2 separate regions of the Homo sapiens genome follow, and region 2 is linked to region 1. The links are chromatin loops, found by intact Hi-C in ENCODE. Cell type or tissue: dorsolateral prefrontal cortex. All regions are shown on one strand. Links, peaks and the distances in the headings refer to the core of each region. The heading gives the core; the rest is flanking DNA.

Region 1 (4,400 bases), core at 269-4,268:
AACAATCAAGGTGGTTTCATGGGAAAATGAAATCAGCTAATTAGCAGCATAACTTTGGGCTTGTTAGAAGGCAGAAAATAGCCTGTGACATAACTCTGTTCTTACAGTTGATTTTTAAGTACAATAAGCCATAAACCTTATTCATTTACCTCAATTTGGTTTCTGTCACTATTTGCATTATATTCTTTTAGTGCCTTGTTGGAGGGAGTTTTCTAAGTATTGATATTTTGCACCTCTTCAGAGAAATACTGCAAGTGGTATAGTTCCAAAAAACAATACACAAGCCTTTTGCCATTGCTCTAATCATAATGCTCTAAGAAGAACCTTGCACTAAAGAAGATAAGTAGTTTTGTTACTATTTTGGAAGGGATAAGCAAAATTGGAAATAACAGATGGAAAACATATCTGGTGGTGCTGAGGGTTTGAAGATTTCACAGCCATTAAGTGCCAGAATTAGGACTTCATTAAATCTGAATCTTTGTCCAGATCTGAGCTCTTGTCTACTCTGCAGGAATAAATAATTAAGAAGTGCAAATACTTGGTAGCTTTTGGTGCTGATTCCTTGAAAACAAAATCTGAGTGACCCATGACCGTTTTGTGGGTTGGTGCTTACTGCTAATTAGCCTCTGGCCGGAGAGTACTTGGTGCAGGGGAGTTCCATCCAGCAAGAGTGCAGCGATGTGCCTCATTGCTGGGTCATCTTAGCCTGGTCACCTTACCCCCTTGGGTCTCAGAAGAGGAGATTGGACTAGATTGTGATGGCACATGGGCTGTGGCTCCTTCCATGACTGTCTGACAGTCATTGCTAATCACTTACAACCTACATTCTCCCACTGAGCTACAGCTTCCATATTTTCCTTGCTCATCCTCAGGCCTTTAGACCACCACTTTAATTGATTGCAGTTGGAAAGTGAAAGGAAAGTGAAATGAAATGTTTTCCAGATACTGGGCCAGGTGATTTCTGTGGTTCCTTTGAATATTTATCATTTTCTGATTTTTTGGAATTCCCAAATCCTGGCCAACCATCTCCCAAAAGCACTTTGTTAGAATGGTTGCGCTAGCAATGAGTAAGTGCTCCAATGAAGGAAAATGTGTGGTTCCTGAAAGAAAAAAATCCCAATTCCAAGGGCATGACACTCCTCATGCTGCATGTGAAGGACACTGTGGTTATAAACATCTAAAACTTTTTAAAGCCAGAGGCAACCAAATCCAGACAAAGGGTTCTCTCTCAGTTATCTGAAGGAACTTTTAGGTGCCTCTCATCTCACGTCCCTGCCTCCTCGTTTGAGGGCACTATGAGTTTCTCAGGGCAAGGACAGACTGGCTCTTATTCTTGCCGCCAAGGATGGCCAGTTTGCAACGATTATATTGCACAGGAGTAGTACTCATAGAAACCTGGCAATTTGAGGAGGAAAGAAACATACCTTGTCTATTGCCTTATAAAATGTTAACATTGAATAATTTATTTATTTAACTGCAGTTCCTACATGTGAGGTCTTGCCAACTAAGGGTGTGTGCAGACCATCTGTGTTAATGTTATATCCCATAGTGCCTGACCCTTTGGCTGCTATGACTATGTGCTACCTAAAGGAGAGACATGGGGCCAGTGACCCTAGTAGTGACAAATCTCTGTGAATAGAGTGGTTCTCAGTCATCACCTTCTTCCCATTTGTGGCTTTTTCATGGATCCCGTTAAATTGTCCCTCAACACTGGTTTGTGGAGGGGACAAAGTACTCAGAAATGAAGTTGGTTTTTATCTCCCATTTATTTTTCTTGATGCTTCTTTTATCTAATTCTGTTTTCACCTGCCAGGTTGGCTTTTATGATGGATGTTTTCTCTTAATGCCCCACCCCTGGCCGCCCCCTGCTGAGGCACATGCACAGGATGTGATGCTCTGTGTACCCATCAGCTGTAGCTGGAACAGATGCTCAAGGAGTGATGGATGTGACTTAGACAGGGCTCCACACCCCTCCCACATTGAGATGCAAATATCTTTTGGCATCTTAAAAAGAAAGATTAGTCCAGGTTATGTCCTTCTGCTGCCTCCACACACCCTGTCCCTGTCAGTCCGTAGCTTGGAGTATGGCTCCCCTTCATTGTTTGCCTTCTGAAGCCCCCAGTCTCTGCAGCTCTTCAATGCCTCCATTGTGCAGACGTGGTGCCAGAGACTGGGAGTCTGTTCTCAGGGCCGGGTGCCGTCCCTAGGAATTCAAGTAATAACTTAATAGCCTCTGGCCTCTGCAGAGCACCCTCTGACAAGGCCTTTGTGAACTGCAAAGTACACAGATGGAGAGGAGCAACTTATCTCAGGACTGTCACAGTGCTCCTTGCTCCCAAATCAGGTGTCTTCTCAGCCTGCATGTTTATTGAGAACTGAGGCTTTACAGATACCACCCCACAGCCCCAGGAGAATTTAACACAAAGGGGAGAAAATCAACAGCATCTGATCTTTCAGTGAAAACTGAAGAGTCTACATGAAATCTTGTGTGTACACATATACATATATAAACATGCACAGAGTATACTTCAACTCTAGGCCTACTTTGCAATTTAGTGTTTTCAGCTTCAATTTTGGTTGTCTTCCAGTACTTCAGATAGCTCTTCAGTGTTAGGTAACTTTTCCCAACCAAATTTTAAGGTGTACACATTTCCACCTTAGGAAAATTGTTGACTCCATGCGATAAAGCAATAGAAGTTCAGTTCCCTTGCCCCTTTCACAATCTGATGTGAAGGAGTGACATCTAAATATGACAGCCAGAGACTTGAGTTTAAGTCCAGGTTGGGCCCCTCAGTCTAAGCATTGTATGATATTTGATTGAATGAGAGTGGTACTCAAAAGCATGCATACGTGTCGTACTCAGAGAGCAATTTGGTTCCTGATGGGCTCTGATTCTGTGTCAGAACCTGAACTACTATTTTAATTGCCTATTCTCTCGTTACTATTAAATCTTAGTGCCTATTAAAGCTTACCTTTATTTTCATACTGCATATTGCTGACATTATTTTTTCTTCTTTTTTATTCCTTTTAGGAAAGTATGCCTCAGACTCCTCCCTTTTCAGCAATGTTTGACAGCAGTGGTTACAATCGAAACCTCTATCAGTCTGCAGAGGACAGCTGTGGAGGGTTGTATTACCATGACAACAACCTCCTCTCTGGATCCCTGGAAGCACTCATCCAGCACTTAGTACCTAATGTGGATTACTATCCAGATGTAGGTATTCATGTTTCTCTGAAACACATCCTTGGCAATGAGTAGAAATTGCAGTACAGTAGGCAGGGACCATAGATAATACAGAATTATATCTAGGTTGCTAAGAATTTTTCTAACAAGAAATTGCATATTGATTATCAAGTGCATTGAAATCAAATCGAGCCTGGATAAGGATCAGATTTTGGTATACTATGTGTATCAATTTCTTTTCAGGTTAGTTACAACATTGTAGATGGTCTGATACCATCTAAATGAAGTATCTGTAGAGTTGATTCATGCATATAGCTTAGTCCTTAAATAGAAATGTCAGAGAACATTGGATGCTCCCAGAATATGTAATGCCTTTTTTGTTTCCAAGACCATCACTATGCTAAGAAAAGTGAATGTAACCAAGGAAAGTATATGGAAGAGAAAACAAGATTTATGCTCAAGATGTAATTCTTTATAGATTTGACATCAGATGACATGGTTGCTTTGTTTTACCTTGGTAACCTACATTTATATAGCTAGCACTTTCTAATCTAGGGAATTTGTTGTATATTTTCTCAGTCTTTACAGTAATTCCAAGAGGGAAGAGAGGAGAAAACGATTCAGAGTGTTGAGTATTTGCTGATGGTCCCACTCCCAGCATCAGCAGTCAAACACAGGTTTTCTTTCTGGGACAAGTGACTTTTTCCCCCTTCCCTGTGCTGCAGCTACCTCTATGGAATTGAGCTTAGTAGTAGGAGATTTGCCGAGCAGCTGGTTATTGATAAAGATCTCATGAAAATATCTAGAGACTACATTCATTTGTCTTTATAAATTTAATGATAACCTTGGTGTGCAAAGGATAGTTGGTGCTTGCCGCAGTAATTCACCATAGTGTTTCTTACTGAGTTATCTCTCTGTGTATTGTTACATGGCATTTTCAGATATGTTGCCACACAGGGAAAACTTGTAGTCAAAAGTAAAAGGAATCCCTTGTTCAGCCCTGTGTTTATGAGCTAGTAAAGGCGCCTAAGGAAAAAAGAAAAATCCCATGGAATTTCTCTTTTCATTGGGAGTCTGAAATTATTATAACAAATAAGCACTACTTCATTATTGGCTTCTTAGGAGACAATGTGGTTAAAGAAAAGTATATAGTGTTATATTGTGCTTTATTAAATTGCTTTGCCTTTAAACAAATAAATAGGTTACTTGAAAGCCT
Region 2 (4,400 bases), core at 239-4,238, 48 kb after region 1:
TAGTTCTGTGGAGAATGATGATGGTATTTTGATGGGAATTGCATTGATTTGTAAATTGCTTTTGGCAGTATGGTCATTTTCACAATATTGATTCTAGCCATCCATGAGCATGGGATGTTTTCCATTCATTTGTGTCATCTATGATTTCCTTCAGCAGTGTTTTGTAGTTTTCTTTGTATAGGTCTTTTACCTCCTTGGCTAGGTATGTTTCTAAGTATTTTATTCTATTTTTCATTTGCATATGCTCTCCTAAGTCTCTGTATTTAATTTTGTATAGGGTCTGGCATTCCTTATCTTAAAGGAGCTTCCCCCCAGATTATATCCACTCCAGGTTCCACAAGCCTGGATGCACTCCTTGTCCTTCCCTGAACTTCAGACTAGTACACTACACCCCCACGGGAATGGCCATGTCCAAAACACAGAAAGAAAACTCTTGGTTTTCTCATCAGTGGCAGTCACTGCTGCTATTCATCAAATATTTCCAACTTTCTTAAGTCCAGGTATGCAGTAGATTGTGCTTCCTTCCATCCCCTTTGAAGTTAGGCATTGCTTTGTGATTGCTTTGTTTGATGAAATATGAGTGGAAGCAACTTCACTTCCCATCAGGCACTTTGGGAACCAGAGTGCAATTCTCTATGCTCCTCGCTGCTGTGGTGGTGAAGGCAACCAGTGTCAAAGTGAAGCCTCCGACCCCTTAGGTTCCTAAGTGAATCCTCTGAATGGAGGCCCCTGCCAACTGGCAATGGAAATGTCCTGAGCGAGAAGGAGATTTTTTTGGGTTAAGCCATTGAGACTTAGAAGTTGTTTGTTACCACAGCATAACCTAACTTATCCTGATTGATACACCTCCCAAGTCTGTGCCTCTTCCTGGCTTTCTACCTCAGTAAACACGAATTCAATCTTCTGGGTTGCTTAGGACAAATTACATGGTCTCATCCTTGATTTCTCTTTCTTTCACTGCACATCAATAATCCTGGAGACCTTCAAATGTATCTAGAAACTGACTACTTCTCACTACTTCCATGTCAAGACACTGTCATCTGCTGGATTATTGCAACAGTCTTCTAAAGCCTCGCCTTCCTTATGGTCTAGTTGTCACATGTCAGCTAGGACAGCTGTTCAGAACACAAGTCCACTTGTGTCACTCATCCCATTACTCATATTTCTATAATGGTTTCTCATCTCCCTCCAAGTGAAACCCAAGACTCTGTAAGATCCAACCCTGCTGCCTCTCCAGCCTCATCCCCTGTGATCCTGCTTTGTGATCATTCAGGTGTAGCCACACTCCCCTTGCTAGATCGTGCATATGCTCGACCTTGCCCTTGCCATTCCCTTGGCCTGTAACATCTGTCCAAGGCAGCTTTGTGGCTCATTCCCTCTTCTTCATCTCTCTGCTCATATGTTTCCTTCTTCACGAGGCCTCTGGTTTCCTCTAAATCAGCTACTCTCTTTCCAACATTCCCATTAGTTTGGAATAATAAGGGAAAATGTTACTATTACATGTTAGGTTCTCTGTTGAACTCTTGATATATAATAAATAACCTCATTTACTTATAACTATCCTGTGAAATGGAAACTATTATTCTTATTTAAAGAGTACAGTAACTGTGGCTTAGGGATATTAAAATGAGCTTAAGTTCACAAAGCTGGTAAGCGGCAGAACTCAGATTAATCCATCTGCCAGACTCTTAAGCTATCCCCTTAATTGCTATGTAAGTCTGCCTCTAGATTAGGAAGAGTCCAAAGACATAATAAAACTTGATTTTGGCAATTTTAAAAATAATTATTTATATCATCCTATTGGCAAACAAATTCAGACTGTATGAGAGCACAGTTAGGAGAATTCAGAGCTTGCTGAGCAATGGCTCCCACAGAGTGTGGATTAATAAGTCAGTGCCCACTTCAATACAGGTCTGTAATGGTGTGGCAGTGTTCTGGCTCTGCCCTGGTCTTGCTCTCACTCCTATTATTCACCAGGATGAAGACTGGAGAGGCCAAAAAACTGATGTGGCATTAATATTCAAAAAAAATTTTGATGCAATAATGAATTAAATCAAACCAGATAAAGCTTGGCAGACTGAAGTTAAACTTTGCATTTAGGTTCAAAACTCAATATTGTAAATTCAGTGGGGGTGAAAACATTTCTTTCTTTTTTTTTTTTTGTTTGAGACAGAGTCTCACTCTGTCACCGAGGCTGGAGTGCAGTGGCACGGTCTTAGCTCACTTTAGCCTCTGCCTCCCAGGTTCAAGTGATCCTCCCACCTCAACCTCTGGAGTAGCTGGGACTACAGGTGTGCACCACCACACCTGGCTAATTTTTGTATTTTTTTGTAGAGATGGGGTTGCACTATGTTGTTCAGGCTGGTCTCAAACTCCTGATGTCAGGTGATTGGCCAGTCTCAGCCTCCCAAAATGCTGGGCTTACAGGCATGAACCGCTGTGCCTGGCCGGGAAAAAACATTTCTTACAAAAGTTCATGTAAAGAAACCTAGTGATTTGAACTGACCCGTTTCTTCATGTGGACCGAGAGTATGACACCACACAGGTGTTTTTAGGAACCATCGTAGTCTCAAAAACTCCTTATCCAGATTGAGGAAGAATAGAGGTGAACTAGGCTGCTAAACCATAGCTCTTTTATTTAATCCTATTGTTTTGTCATCCTATTGTTTTCAGTTATGAATAGCAAGCTTTAAAGAGAACATTGACAAACTCAAGGCACAAAGAAGACAGTAATAAGGGTGGTGAATTGGAGGAATTAAAGCCATATGAGAGCCTCTTCCTGGATCCAGAGTTGTTAAGTCTGAAGGATGGATGTTGGAAAATTAATCACTGTCTTATTTAGGCTTACTCTACTGTGTAAAATGGAAGAATTGAGGCTAACATGTGAAAATTACAAGGAAGCAGATTTCAAGTCAATGTAAATATTTTCTAATCAACAATTATGTCCTGCATCCCGAATGATTACGGAAGATATTCCCGTGGATAGTTGCATAACCGTGCCCCTACCTTCAAAGTGCTCTCTGACCAGTAAGAGAGACAGCTCAATTATAAATGTTGACCTGCTTAAATGCAATCATTGACGTTCCTGTAAGAGTCTGTAGTTGCACAGAGGAAGGAGTGATTAATTCTCTCTCCCTAGGTGGTCAGGGATATTTCACAAAAGTGATAATTAAGCATAACTTAGAAGCATAGGTAAGAATTTTTGAGGGGGATAAGTGGTAGAGAAATGCTCCCTGGAGAAACTAGTAAAATAGTTAAGGATATCATATAAGGATGTGAAGAAGCCAAGTAAGGGTGTGTTAGTCTGTTCTCACACTGCTATAAAGAAATACCTGGAATTGGGTAATTTATAAAGAAAAAAGACTTAATTGGCTCACAGTACCGCAGGCTACACAGGAAGCATGGCTTAGGGAGGCCTCAGGAAACTTTCAATCATGGCAGAATGCAGAGGGGGAGCAGGCATATCTTACATGGCTAGAGCAGGAGGAAGAGAGAGAGGGGAGTTGCTACACACTTTTAAATAACCAGATCTTGTGATAACTCACTAACTGTCACAAGAACACCACCCAAGGGAAATCCACTCCCATGAGCCAGTCACTTCCCACCAGGCCCCACCTCCAACATTGGGGATTACAATTTGACATGAGATTTCGGTGGGGACACAGACCCAAACTATATCAGAGTACAATTTCAGATGAAGTCCCAGACTCAGCCTGATCCCATGGGGAAACCTGTAGCATAATTTACACCTCAGAGTTTGTTCACTTTGAAGCAAAGGAGCCAAGCTTTTGTACTCCCATACCAGTCTGTTCATGGTTATGGGCTACCCTGATGGACGGGGGCTGGAATACAAAACGCCCAGGCATATGTGGAGCAGGACATCTCCAGAGCAATGCTCCAAAGGTCGTAGATTTTAGGATGTGAGGCATTAGCAGCAAGGCATAAAGAAGTTGGAGGATGCGTACATGATATGCTTAAAGAGATCTGGTAAAAGCACCATCAGTGTCCTTTACTGGGGACATGAAAAAGAGGGTCTTGGCTGGGTGCGGTGGTGCATGCCTCTAATCTCAGCACTTTGAGAGGCTAAGGTGGGATGATTGCTTGAGCCAGGAGCTGAAGATTAGCCTGGGCAACATGGCAAGACTCTGTTTCTTAAAAAAAAATACAAAAATTAGGCAGGTGTAGTGGCATGCAACTGTGGTCCCTGCTACTCGGGAAGCTGAGGTGGGGGTATCTCCTGAGCCCAGGAGGTAGTGAGCTATGATTACACCACTGGTCTCCAGCCTGGGTGGAAAGCGAAACCCTGTCTTGAAAGAAAAAGAAAAGAAAAGAGAAAAGAAAGAAGAAAAGAAAAGGAAGGAAGGAAAGAACAAGGAAGGAAGGAAGGAGAGAAAGAAGAA

The links. Hi-C counts contacts between places; a loop is a spot of excess contacts. Peaks named below come from ENCODE experiments on the same cell type or tissue, not always from the same donor. Only the 100,000 strongest peaks of a DNase experiment are listed, where the experiment ranks them.
Region 2: a loop joins it to region 1, with 4 times the contacts of the local background. A loop is called at or near these places in 42 of 110 quality-filtered maps.

What each region holds. Positions count from the first base shown.
Region 1 is chr4:81,458,146-81,462,545 of GRCh38, reverse strand. RASGEF1B (RasGEF domain family member 1B) reads left to right here. Exons shown (of 14, transcript NM_152545.3): 2 at 3,032-3,214. The coding sequence starts at 3,038. Among named protein-coding and RNA genes, the nearest start is that of RASGEF1B, 12 kb to the left of the region's middle. In dorsolateral prefrontal cortex, for the core only: no CTCF peak of the experiment used is centred there; a DNase peak (open chromatin) is centred at 2,203; H3K27ac peaks cover 4,000 bases.
Region 2 is chr4:81,410,009-81,414,408 of GRCh38, reverse strand. No RefSeq gene overlaps it. Among named protein-coding and RNA genes, the nearest start is that of RASGEF1B, 60 kb to the left of the region's middle. In dorsolateral prefrontal cortex, for the core only: no CTCF peak of the experiment used is centred there; no DNase peak of the experiment used is centred there.